Linked DNA regions of Homo sapiens: region 1 is linked to region 2. A link is a contact called in ENCODE Hi-C data. All regions are on one chromosome and are shown on one strand. Each heading gives the region's core, a stretch centred on a gene start or an enhancer-like site at or near the end of the contact. The rest is flanking DNA. Distances are from core to core; before and after follow the strand shown.

Evidence for each region. A loop is a pair of places that touch in the nucleus more often than their neighbours do. Pooled maps may share reads with other maps.
Region 1: a loop to region 2 is called in a pooled map, with 11 times the contacts of the local background. The contact joins the promoter of SIKE1 here to the promoter of GDAP2 in region 2. A Hi-C loop is called at or near these places in 6 of 50 pooled maps.

Annotation. Positions count from the first base shown.
Region 1 is chr1:114,779,182-114,785,833 of GRCh38, forward strand. It overlaps SIKE1 (suppressor of IKBKE 1), which reads right to left and starts at 1,504. Exons shown (of 5, transcript NM_025073.3): 1 at 1,268-1,504; 2 at 929-1,034; 3 at 1-103. The coding sequence starts at 1,426. RefSeq lists enhancers at 690-1,256, 1,257-1,822, 1,287-1,526, 1,767-1,886.
Region 2 is chr1:117,924,092-117,931,507 of GRCh38, forward strand. It overlaps GDAP2 (ganglioside induced differentiation associated protein 2), which reads right to left and starts at 5,530. Exons shown (of 14, transcript NM_017686.4): 1 at 5,357-5,530. WDR3 (WD repeat domain 3) reads left to right here and starts at 5,648. Exons shown (of 27, transcript NM_006784.3): 1 at 5,648-5,691. RefSeq lists enhancers at 5,455-5,749, 5,631-5,800.

The DNA of each region.
Region 1 (6,652 bases), core at 254-2,753, 3.1 Mb before region 2:
TCCACCGCTTTTTTAGCAACCATTAACTGTAACATCTGTTTCCGATATTTGCTCATGATAAGTTCCAAAGCATCCTGGTGTTCCTCCAAGGAAATCCATAGCTCTGTCAAAAAATAAAAGAACTTGGCAGTGATGTCTGAGAGACAGTTCCCAAATCCAAAGTCTTAACAGTTGGAATTTTGTAACACTATATAGATAATATGAATCTAAAGTTGTAAATCAATGTTTAAGTCCGCAAAACTGAACAGTTAAAGTCTATGTGAAAGGTAACTTTCTAGGCAGAGAAGCAAAGTCTTGCAGAAACAACAATGGATGTATCATCAGAAGACATGTGTTTGAGTTCAGTTCTGTAACTTGCTTGGTTAATACTCATAAGTAAATCATTTAGCTTCTTCTGAGCCTATTTCTTAACTGCATTGTGGTAGATAAAAATGAAGATATGAGAATACAGTAGAATGATATATGTGAAACCCCTCTGGTAAACAACTATTAATACCACAATCATTAATAATGTACTAATCAAGCCTAAGAATATATACCCTTAGAATAAAATTCTGCTGCTTCACCTTGCACAAACAAGAACATAAACAAAACCTTAAATCTTACCTTCAGTGTTTATATTAATACTTAAACATTAAATTTTAAGTCCATGAGGCTATGAACTCTTTTGTTACACATCTGAGGATGCTTAAAAATAAACCATGCAATAATACCAACTCTACACAGCACCTCTTTGGTAAGCTGCTGCAATATTAGTCAGATGACCTTGAAAAGGGTAATCTAACAAACTTTATTGTTACTGGGCCAGATCAGGAGGACTCTCCTACTAAAAGTACTGACCTGGAAATATATGTACACTTTTGTAAATGTTTAGGGCAATTTTGCAATAACTTTAAACTATTACCAGATATGAAAAGGCCTGACTAACCTCTGTTTTCCTGTTGCAAGTCTCTAATCTGTGTGTTCTCTTGGGACAGCAGAATGTGAGGTTTGTATTTGGACATGTCCTTCATATCGGATGCATCCTCTTGATACTGGACAAATAGAGACAGACTAAGCATGCCTTAAAGAGAACAGCGGCAGATGCAACTGAAGAGGCAGAAGTTAGGGCTCCAGGGCAGGATTCTCAGCCCCGACCCAGGAAAATGGTCTCACCGCCGCCCTCTGAGACCGGGAATAAATTCCAGGCCGAGTTCCCACTTTACCTCGCTCTCCACCCTTCAGTGCCCAGAATCCGAGAGCACTGGACTCCTACCCTCTGCCTGACCTGGTCCGGAAGCGCTGTCCCCGCCTCCCGCATAGCTGCTACCCGCCGGTGCAGCGCCGCCGACTGATCCACCAGCGACTCGGCGGCCGCATCGTGCTCCCGTAGCCTCTCCAGCAGCGTCTTGGCGTCTGTCAGGATCTTCTCGATGGTGCAGCTCATAGCAGCAGCACCACCCCAGCCCCTGCCGGGCTCAGCTACGCGACTCGCTCAGATCTTCTGGGAGTCTGTCTCAGCATTACAGGCGTCATTTCCGGGCACGTTTACAAGGTGTCTTGGTAGGCGCAATGGGCGCCTGCGCAGTGGCAGCCTATTTTGCGGGTTGACCCGCTTTAACCTGCGGCTTCCTTGCAGTCCTTCCTTGCGCGGAGCCCCAGACCTACACTTGCCACGCCGTTGGTTTCCAGTTACCACAGCCTGGTGGTCAGGCTATGATTAGCTGGGCAGTGGGAAGGTCTCCTTTCCCTACTGGTTTTCATTGATGTGGGTTGTTCTTCAGTCACAGTTAGTTTCTTTTTATTTTCATTATTTTTTTCTTTTTTGAGACGGAATCTTGCTCTTGTCCAGGCTGGAGTGCAGTGGCGCGATCTTGGCTCATTGCAACCTCTGCCTCCAGGGTTCAAGCGATTCTCCTGCCTCAGCCTCTCGAGTAGCTGGGATTACAGGCATGCGCCACCACGCCGGCTGATTTTTCTATTTTTAGTAGAAACGGGGTTTCACATGTTGGCCAGGCCGGTTTCGAACTCCTGACCTCAAGTGATCCGCCCGCCTCGGCCTCCCAAAGTGCTGGGATTACAGGTGTGAGCCCCCGCGCCTGGCCTACTTTCATTTAATTTTTTTTAAATTGTGGCAAAATACACATAAAATTTAATATCTCAGCCATTTATAAGTGTACAGTTCAGTTGTACATTCATATTGTTATACAGCCACCATCAGCATCCATCTCTAGAACTCTTTCATCTTGCAGTACTGAAGTTCTGTACTCATTAAACAATAATTCCTCATTCTTCCTTATCCCCAGCTCCTGGCAGCCACCATTCTACTTTGTGTCTCTACAAATCTGACTATTCTGGGTACCTGACATGAGTGAAATCATACAGCATTTGTATTTATATAACTGCCTTATTTCACTTAGTGTAATGTCCACGAGTTTCATCCATATAGTAGCATATGTTAGAATTTCCTTCCTTTTTAAGGCTGAATAATATATATATACCACGTTTTGTTTATCCATTCATCCGTGGATGGACAGTTGGGTTGCTTCCACCTTTTGCTATTGTCAATAATGCTGCTATTGCAACTGGCTCACGTCTGGCTGCTTGCTGCCTAGAGGCCAAAAACATGAGAAGTGACCTGTGGTGAAAGCTTTACTAATCAAATGCTCGCAGATGGGGAATGGCTAGGCTCATGCCTTCAAAACAGCATTCCACTTTTTTTTTTTTTTTGGTCAAGGTATCCCAGAGACAGTATCAGTGTCCAAACTTTAATTTTGTCCCATATCAATGCCAGGGTGGTGTGCTACCTGCCCTGAGTCCATCATGTCCCTCCTGCGGCCAACTGACTTAGAGTCAAAAGAGTTACAGCCAATTAAACGTTCTAGGTCAGATGGGAAGGAGGTGGGCAGGCACTCATTAACCTTAAAACCCCTCTTAAGCAATGTTAAGAGGCAAAAACCAAAAGGCAAGGGTTACAAAATTGACTTATCTATAAATTCTATGCATTGAGCTGCTGTAATCTTGGCTTGTTGCAATTAGCTATACAAAATGCAAGCATTTTGTTTAGCTGTTTTGGCATCTGTGTCATCCTTGATTTGTAGGGTCTGAACTAATTTTAGCTCTCAATACTGGCCCTTACAACATTACGTTATAGTCTCTAGGCATGGCGGGATTGAAGAGTTTCAACTTTTGTAGGTAAAACAAAACAGAAAGAATTAACAACATTTCAAACACAAAGGTCATAAACCCTGCCTAGTTTTGAGAATAACAGGAAAAGAAGTTCATAGGTAGCTAAACACTTAAATTATTTAGTATCAAGGCACAGAATAAATTATATTAATTCAGATAGAGGCAGAATTGTTAAATGAATCTTAATATTTTTGAACACAAGACTGTCCCTGTGTCTCATGAAAGCAGTTTACTTTGTCGCCTTTGCCTGAGTCTAACGATGAGGCTTTGGTTAATTGCAGTTTAGTGTCAGATACTGGCAGGAGTTGATGCCTTCTTTGGATGAGATATGTGTAAGTCCCTATAACTTAAAAGCACAAGGATTAGTTAATATCACCTGATAAGGACCTTTTCAAGGAGCTGGAGGTGTGATACCGGAGTCTATGACCTGACTGGAAGCTGTAAAAATATTTTACAACCTTGCAGTGATTAATTTTTATAGCTTCGATAAACCCCAGCAATAAGTCAGAGACTTAATTTACGATTTTGATTTTGAGGACATTGGTCAAAGATTTTAAAAGCCTCAAAACATTTGATCAAAACAAGATAATATTCATTGTAAAAATAATAGTTACTCATTTAACCAAACTGATAATTAAAGACTTTAAAGGCAATTGAGAAGGTTACCAGGACATAAAAACCTGAACCCTTTTAAATCTCAGTTTTTCTAGGCAATTAAAAACCCATTAAAGAGAGCATGGGAATTATTTGATAAAACATTAAAATCTTGTTTCTTAAGCAAGTTACTACACAGGCAAAAAACCCCTTCTGCTGTGTGACTGCTTCTCCTTATGGGAAGACCATGTAGGTAACCTGAAAGTCATACTTGAAAAAAGTGCTTGAATTTAATCAGACACAAGAAGAGTGTATTCATGCTTATGAGTATAGCAAGGGAATACATCTCTCTGAGCAATTGCGTGAGAAGTTTCCTGATTACAACGAAAATCACATATCAAGAAAAGCCGGGAGTACAGAATCAAGTTATATTGGAGGAAAACACTGCTTTTATAGACTTCTAAGATAAAACATTTCAGCATCAGGCCCCAACAGTTAGAATCAGAGGAAAAAGAATTAGAGGAGCTGATGGAAAAAGTTGAAGGAGAGTGTCCTTTTCAAAGGGAGGAAAAAACTGAAAACAGCCAGACACAACAAAAGCTGAACTTCTGAGATATGAATCTGAGAAGTTTTAAAAAAAAATAGGTGATAGAATTAAAAAGCAAAATTTCCTTTAATTTCATTAAGAGTAAACCAACACCTTAGGAAAACCTTATTTAAACCTAGGGAATCATTCATTATTTTTATTTTTATTTTACTTTAAGTTCTGGGATACATGTGCAGAACATGTAGGTTTGTTACATAGGTATACATGTGCCATGGTGGTTTGCTGTACCTATCAACCCATCATCTAGGTTTTAAGCCCCACATGCATTAGGTATTTGTCCTAATGCTCTCCCTCCCCCTGCCCCCCACCCCCCAACAGGCCCGGGTGTGAGATGTTCCCCTCCCTTTGTCCATGCGTTCTTATCGTTCAACTCCCACTTATGAGTGAGAACATTTGGTGTTTGGTTTTCTGTTCCTGTGTTAGTTTGCTGAGGGTGATGGTTTCCAGGTTCATCCATGTCCCTGCAAAGGACATGAACTCATTCTTTTTTTTTTTTTTTTCTTTTTGAGACAGAGTTTCACTCTTGTTGTCCAGGCTGGAGTGCAATGGTGCGATCTCGGCACACTGCAACCACTGTCTCCTAGGTTCAAGCGATTCTCCTGCCTCAGCCTCCCAAGTATTTGGGATTACAGGCATGTGCCACCAAGCCTGGCTAATTTTATATTTTTAGTAGAGATGGGGTGTCTCCATGTTAGTCAGGCTTGTCTCAAACTCCCAACCTCAGGTGATCTGCCCGCCTCAGCCTCCCAAAGTCCTAGGATTATAGGCGTGAGCCACTGTGCCCGGCTGAACTCATTCTTTTTTATGGCTCCATAGTATTCCATAGTGTATATATGCCACATTTTCTTTATCCAGTCTATCGTTGATGGGCATTTGGGTTGGTTCCAAATTTTTGCTATTGTAAATAGTGCTGCAATAAACATACGTGTGCATGATTTATAATCCTTTGGAATGATTTATAATCCTTTTGGTATATACCCAGTAATGGGATTGCTGGGTCAGATGGAATTTCTGGTTCTAGATCCTTGAGGAATCGCCATACTGTCTTCCACAATGGTTGAACTAATTTACACTCCCACCAACAGTGTAAAAGCGTTCCTATTTCTTCACATCCTCACCAGCATCTGTTGTTTCCTGAGTTTTTAATGATTGCCATTCTAACTGGCATAAAATGGTATCTGATTGTGGTTTTGATTTGCATTTCTCTAATGACCAGTAATGATGAGGTTTTTTTTATATGTTTGTTGGCCCCATAAATGTCTTCTTTTTTTTTTTTTGAGAGAGAGTCTTGCACTGTCCCCCAGGCTGGAGAGCAGTGGTACGATCTCGGCTCACTGCAAGCTCCGCCTCCCGGGTTCACGCCATTCTCCTCCCTCAGCCTCCAGAGTAGCTGGGACTGCAGGCGCTCACAACCACGCCTGGCTAATTTTTTTTTTTTTTTGTATTTTTAGTAGAGATGAGCTTTCACAGTGTTAGCCAGGATGGTCTTGATCTCCTGACCTCATGATCCGTCCGCCTCAGCCTCCCAAAGTGCTGGGATTACAGGCGTAAGCCACCACACCAGGTATAAATGTCTTCTTTTGAGAAGTGTCTGTTCATATCCTTTGCCACTTTTTGATTGGGTTTTTTTTTTCTTGTAAATTTGTTTAAGTTCCTTTTAGATTCTGGAGTTTAGCCCTTTGTCAGACGGATAGATTGCAAAAATTTTCTCCCATTCTGTAGGTTGCCTGTTCACACTGACGATAGTTTCTTTTGCTGAGCAGAAGCTCTTAGTTTAATTAGATCCCATTTGTCAATTTTGGCTGCGGCTGAAATTGCTTTTGGTGTTTTAGACTTGAAGTCTTTGCCCATGCCTATGTCCTGAATGATATTACTTAGGTTTTCTTCTAGGGTTTTTATGGTTTTAGGTTTTATGTTTAAGTCTTTAATCCACCTTGAGTTAATTTTTGTTTAAGGCATAAGGAAGGGGCCCAGTTTCTGTTTTCTGCATATGGCTAGCCAGTTTTCCCATCACCATTTATTAAGTAGGGAATCCTTTCCCCATTGCTTGTTTTTGTCAGGTTTGCCGAAGATCAGATGGTTGTAGATGTGTGGTGTTATTTCTGAGGCCTCTGTTCTGTTCCATTGGTCTATATATCTGTGTTGCTATCAGTACCATGCTGTTTTGGTTACTGTAGCCTTGTAGTATAGTTTGAAATCAGGTAGTGTGATGCCTCCAGCTTTGTTCTTTTGCTTAGGATTGTCTTGGCTATATGGGCTCTTTTTTGGTTCCATATGAAATCT
Region 2 (7,416 bases), core at 4,280-6,779:
CACATAATTTCGAGTCTCTCTTCTTTTCTCTTAGTTCTTTCTCTTTTTTAACTTTTAGGTTCAGAGGTACATGTGCAGGTTAGTTATGTAGGTAAATTGCATGTCACAGGGGTCTGGTGTACAGATTATTGCATCTCCCCAGTAATAAGCATAGTACCTGATGGGTAGTTTTTTGATCCTTTCCCTCTTCCCACCTTTCACCCTCAAGTAGGTCCTAGTGTCTGTTGTTCCCTTCTTTGTGTCCACGTGTTCTCATTGTGTAGCTCCCACTTATAAGTGAGACCATAGGTAGGTGGTTTTCTGTTCCTGCATTAGTTTGCTTAGGATAATGGCCTCCAGCTCCATCTATGTTGCTGCAAAGGACATGATCTCATGAAGTTTTTTGAGAAGTTTTTCAGTATGGTTTTCACGTTTGTTGTCAAACAAAACAAGCATGCCCTTCCACAATACATTCCGTGATGTTTCCTGCTGAGAGACATGGGATGCTAATTGGAACAAAACATGGATCTAGTGAAATATGCTAATTCCTAAATCAACACTGCGGAACAGGAAATGTGATCATTTATATAACAATTTCAGAAAGGCCTTGTAGGTTAAACAATGATAAATTTGTATGAGAAGACTATTCTTATTTGACACTAAATACACCTTTGAAATTACTTTGAAATAAAGAAATTAATTTTACCTAAAAGTTGGTGTTTAGTCCATCAAATTGGTCTTTCCACAAGTTTTGTTGATCTGTTCATAAGTATTCAGACTTGAAATAGACAAGCTGAACAGAGGACAAATGAAGACTATATACTCTTCTATCATGGTTAAATTGCCTCATGCTCAATGGAATGACGCTTGACAAAAGTTCATAATTTCAAAAAATTACCTGCAGATTTTTTATGACAATGAGTCATTGTCATAAAAAAGCTCTTAGCTATAATCTAAAAACAAATCCATTAAACACAAACACAGTTTTCAGTTTGTAAACTTGAATGCCAACTTTCAGGACAAAATTGCTTTTTTAAGATAACTTTTCTTTCTGACTCTAAGTAATACATGCTTACAGAACATTTGAAAAATACCAAATCGGTTGGACGCAGTGGCTCACACCTGTAATCCCAGCAGTTTGGGAGGCTGAGGCGGGGAGATCACTTGAGCCCAGGAGTTCAAGACCAGCTTGGGCAACATAGTGAGACCCCATTTCTACAAGAATACAAAAAACTAGCCAGGTGTGGTGGCATGCATCTGTAGTCCCAGCTACTCAGGTGGCTGAGGTAGGAGGATTGCTTGAGCCCAGGAGGCAGAGATTGCAGTGAGCTGAGATCACACCACTGCACTCCAGCACGGTGACAGAGCAAAACCCTATCTCAAAAAAGAAACAAAACAAAAAGAAGGAAAAGAAACCAAAATTAAGGGGGAGGAAAAAATTCCTCAACTTTTGATGTAGTTACTACCTTTTTCTGTGATAGGTAAAATCATACTGGTACAATTTTGAATCCAGTTTCTTTAGTATTTTAAGGTAAATATTTCCACACACAATTACACAGTGAGGCAGAGACAGTATGGTTCGATGTGAGAATTTGGACTCTGTTATCATAGGGTCTGAGTTTGGATCCAGGACCATCATCTAATAGTTTTGTTATCTTTGACTCTGAACCAGTTTTTTAATTTCTAAAATAAGGGTAATTCTCCTAAGATTATTGTGAGCATTCAATGAGATAACTGGTGTCAAAACTGCATAGGAGAACAATTACCTTAACTTCCCTCCAACTCAAAATCATTCACTGTTTCCAACTTCCAAGTGACGATTTGAGGGTATATTCCACACGTTTAAGCCCACCAAATCACTTTAATTTAATCAATTTCCTTCATTTGACCATTTCTCCTCTTAAGAGAGTGTTACAACATAAATTCTCCTTTTACAATTACATCTTGGCTTTTTCCTTCCTCTCAATCCTCCTGTTCTCAAAAAGGTTTTCCTCCTTTATTTCTTCTACTTCATTTCTTCTTCAGAATACTAAACTCCTTTTTACCACTTGACTTTTTAAGAGTAATTTGTTTTGTAGCTCTACTTCCTCTTCGTACATTTGCCCAACCTACTGCAGTTTTGCTTCCGCTCTACAGCTATACGAAAACTACTCTATTCAACAATAACTTCCCAAATGTCAAATCCAAGAATTAATCCAATTTTATCCACATTTATTACTGATCATTTCCTCCTCAAAACTCTATTATCTTCTTTGACATTATACCCTGGTGGTTCTCCTATATCCCTGATCATACCTGGTCAGTAGAGTTTGTTGGATCCTTTTCCTAGCTTTTAAGTAATTGTGACCCACAAGATATTGGATGTTAAATAAGTAAAAGTAATGCTCATAGCTCTTATTGTAGGACAAAATTTAATGGCATTTTATGAAGTGTCACAGTATTTAACAGAGGTTGAATTCTTTTTCAACTCCATCTCTAAACAGAATTGATGTTTCTCACCAAAAAGAGGTTTGAATCTCTCCTTCCCCTAAACACATATACACCTTAGTAATACATACAGTAAATGGAGCCACAAACCCAAGCTAGGCAGAAAAACCTGATCCCTGAGAGAACAGTGGTTTTTAACATTCTCAAGGTCACAGGCCCCTTTGAGAATCACATGAAAGATACAGATCCTTTCACTCCCCAGAATATTTGTATATGAGCTCATACAAGTAGATTTGTAAATAAATTTGAATTAGAATCTCAGTGATAGAATGCAAACAGATTGCTTAAGTGACAAAGGGAGGAGGAGAAGGCTCCTACACCCAGTAATCTATAGCCACAGCCAGAATTTTTGCTAACATTAAAGGAGAGCAAGACTGTCCACTGAAAATCAGTTGATCAGCTCTGTACTTTTAATAAGTTCATAAACAAACACTAAGCCCTAGTTAAAAAAAAAAAGGCTCTTGAAGCAAGACATTAATTTCCAAGGATCAAAAAGTCTACATGGGACAAACAGAAGATTCCATAATGAATCAAATCTATTTCCATATCCATATGATCTTCAGTACTTTAGTGAAGAGGACCTAAAGACAAAGATAACCCACTATGTATCTTTTATAATTCAAATGGTGCAGTGTAAACAGCTCTCATTACACTGTAACTTGTTTTTTTTTTCCTCAAATCCTGTCATCTTTTAGTTTAAGAAGTCCTTTAAATACTGCTTAATATGAATAATTGGATTGGCTAGAGAGATCAGATTTTATTGTTCAAAACTGGGCAAAATTGGGCATAATACCTTGGATCACCATCTCAAAAAAAACTTTTTTTCTGGATAGAAAGAAAATGATATCATTTAAGAGAGAAAAATGGTAACTTTTAACCTGTTTACCTGTCTTTCAAAATGCTTACATTGATCAGACCAGCCTGGATAACAACAGTACAAAGAGAGCTGGTGCATGCACTTGACCGCCATTAATTACCGGGTTTACCATTCTTTATGACTTTGTATTTCAATATTTAACAGTTCAGAGTACATGAGGATATGTGTGCATACCATACTTAAGAATCATTTTATGCCACCATCCAACACCATACTTAAGAATCATTTTATGCCATCAGAAAGACATTTTTTAAAAAAGATTTTCAGATTGGAAGACTAACTGAAGTAGTCAAATATGTCAACAATAAATACAGTATAACAAGAACATTCCTAAGCTTGTCAATGGCTTGGGTCAAATTTAACATCATAATTCAAAAGCACCCAAAGAACATATCCTAACAGTAAATTAGTAGTACCCCTTCATATTAAATGAACTGCACTATGTTTTAATTGTAAATATTGATATATTAGGCATTTTGAAACTTAAATAAGGAAGTAGAGTTACATCCTTGAAACATTGTATAAGGAATTTTGTAAGATGCATTACCTTACCACTCACAGTTGCTCTGATACCAACTCTTATTAAAATCATTTTTTTCCATCTGTGGTTGTCCCATCCCATAATATTTAATAATATTAAGATAGTTTTTTAAGAAAAGGTAAAATCATGACTCATTCAAATATAAAACCAAACCCGTGTTCAAGATTTTATTTAACTCAAAATGGAACCAGGCAGAGAAGATAAAGAAAATCCCAGAATTAGACACCTTAGAGCAGGAATATTGAAATAAATGTGCAAAAGGAGGCAAAACTTCCACTGAATCTCTGAGAGAATTCGCATGTCTTGACAATAATTATTTAGCATTGATGTCACTTACCTAGTTTACGTAACTGAAAAATAGCTTTTTTAGAATTAGTTATTCCAAGGGGTGTTAAGATAGAATCTAAACTATGTAGTTTTCCATTGAAGCACACACTTCTCCCCATAATAATATAATGCACAGCACCTGTCAGGGATATTAACCATACATACCCACTCAAATGCTCCCTTTCCCACCAAGCTTATTAAAATAATAGTTTGTGGCCACAATTTCTTCCCTTCTCATTTATCCAATACACAGCAATCTTGTTTCAAAACTCCTATGCTGCTACAGCTGTCCACAGTCTCATCATACGCATTCTTTGCTATTGCAATTTTCTTGAATATGGAAGATTAGCTGAACATGCATTAAGCTCAGGAAACTCTAAAGAAAATCAGATAATGTAGACAAAAGTCTAATTTCTAGGCTGGCTGCAGATACCTTGTTCAAGAAGCGCCGGCAGGATCTTCTTTTGTACAGCTATGTTAGCTTTAATTTTGCACAGCTCTAGACATCAGAACTCATTTCTAAACACTTCTATGCAGCTCAAGAATAAAAGTAGCAGAAATGCAAGAGAGAAAAGCTAATTCCCACTTGGTGAAAGAGCACTTAAGTCTCAGTGAGCAAACAAGGAGGAGTCAGCCTTGGTCACTTCCCCCTCAAGCGGCCAGAGAGCGGAAACACAAAGCCAGGCCAGTGTCACTCCAGGGATTGCGGGAACCTAGACAACGCACCATCCTGGGCTCAGCGTCTACCCACCCCTCACCCGAGGTGCTCTCGGTTCCGTAGAATGTCCAGTCCACAGGAACGGCAACACGGACTTGTCTTTGGGACTACAACCAGCAAGAGCTCCCGCCTGCCCCATTTCACCTGCACCCTAGGGCGCCCGCCTCCTTGGCTACAGCACCACTGTTCCTAGTGCCCGCCGACTGCCCACCCTTTCACTTCTCGTAGAGACGGCGTCCCCGACAACGCCTCGGGAAAGAACCTAACCAACATGCGAGGAAGTGGCGCCAGGCTCGTTCTTCAAGAGAAGTGACAGAACTAACCCTCAGCCTGCAATCCTGACCAGGGCCGAGTCCCGAGCGCCTCGGACCGCGCCCCCGGCCCTCTCCGCCCCGCCTTCCCTCCCGGCCTCAGTCCCTCCTCTCACAGCACTCTGGTGGTCCCATCCGGGCGGCGGGCGGCACGGATCAGGCTCCTGGTAGAAGGCGGCCGAGCGACATCTCCGGCGACCCTCAGCAGGAGCGCGCCGAGTACGGCGAGTCAAAGTCCCAGGAGACTGGAGTGACCAGCTGCAAATGCTCTGGGCTGCGAAACACCGGCTTCCGCTCCTGGCCAGAGCTCACCAATCAGCGCCCGGCTTTCTCCGTCATTTCCTCCTAGAAGGCAAAGGGAACCTCTGGCGGAAGAGGCTTCCGGAACGGACCCGGAAGGGGCAGGTCTTGTGGGCGGGTCCAATCGGCTGGGAGCCTCGTGGAGGCTGAGGTGAGTCCTGGAGGTGCGTGGTTGGGGCGGAGAGCATTATCTGCGGCTCCGATTTTGCAGATTCTGGCTGAGGCGTTCGTGATGTCAGCAGCAGCCGAGACGGGCGTGTTAAAGGCCGGTTGCTAGGGCTGGGGGAACTCAGGTAACTACGGGCGTCCCCACAGCAGTACTTGGAAGCCCCTCAGCTACTCGGCGCGGTTGCGGGTGCTGAGCAGAGCTGCCTGACCGTGCGTGTGCACGGGCTGGCCTGAGGATGATATGACCGTGTGTTCGGTGTGTGGAACCCTCCGTCACCCTCCCCTGACCGAAGACTCGTTTAGGAATGTGTGGCAGGTCTGTTGCCACGGTCCAGGCCTTCAGTGCATCTTGGAAACATCGTTTTGGGGGCTGTAGGTTAGGAAGCGGAGATCATGGGGTCTCGGAAGAAGGTTTGGTCGTGAACTGTCAGAAAGGAGGCGAAAGCTGTGCACGTGGAACAAAGTGAACAGTGCAAGTTGTATGGGAGGTAGTTTAAATATCGAGGCGATGAAAAAAGGCTGCTAGAATTGGGCTTACTCGAAAGGAAGTGGGCCTCAGAAGATAATATTAGTTAAAAGAAGTAGAGGAGAACATGGATGTTATTCTAAGTAAAACGAATAATATGAAGAATACAAGGTCGCGGGACGAGGAAGGAAACTAGCCAGCCTGACAGGAAGGTTTATTCGAGAAATACGGGGGTTAGATAGGATGAGTTTTTGGAAACTGGCAAACGATTTAGCCTTTTCAAGGCTTTAGGATAGGGAAAGCTCATTTGAAAAGATTAGTCGGTAGTATTATGACGTTTAAATGAAAAGAGTGAAAAACATGGAGGCGGAGGTGCTAGGTGGAAAATCAGTGCAGTAATCCAGTGATAAAGAGCTGGAACTGAAAGTGCTGGAGAGAAAGGGATCCTGTTTCAGAGTAACAGTCAGGTGGAATTGACTAAAGAGAAAGAGGCAAAGAGAAGCAGTTTAGCATAGTGGTTAAAAGCAGAAATTTTGGAGTTAGACTGGCTGGATTGGGATCTGGCTTTGGCAATTAGCTGCTAAATGACTTTGAGTTAGCAATTTGCCATCTCTGGGTCTGAGTTCCTTGTCTGTAAAATAGAGATAGGAAGAGTGACTTCCCTTGTGGTGTTATTGTGGAGAATTTGTTTATTTATTTTTAGAGACAGAGTCTCACTGTCACCCAGGCTGGAGTGCAGTGGCGTGATCATAGCTCACTGCAACCTCGAACTTCTGGACTCAAGTGATCTTTCTGCCTCAGCCTCCCCGAGTGCGTCACCATGCCTGGTTAATTTTTTAAAAAATGTTTTGTAGAGATAGGTTCTTGCTGTGTTGCCTATGTTGGTCTGAAACTCTTGACTCCTAGGCCTTGGCCTCCCAAAGTGCTGGCATTACAGGCATGAGCCACCATACCAGGTCCTTATGGATAATTTTTTTATGCTCATATTTACAATGTGCTAGAGGCTTTTCTAAGTGCTTTGCATATGTTAGCTCGGTTTCATTAATTGCTGTATGTAATTAAACAATTGCATAATGTTATCAGTTACTATAGCGTAAGCACTCTCTAAATCTTGGCTGCTATAATAATATTTTTTTATTAATAATTCAAAGGTTATTAAATGGTTTTGAGCCTGAAGAGCTGGGAAAATTGTGTCTTAGTGTCAGAAGAAAAGAGAGGGGTACCAGAAGTAAGGTAGGCTTG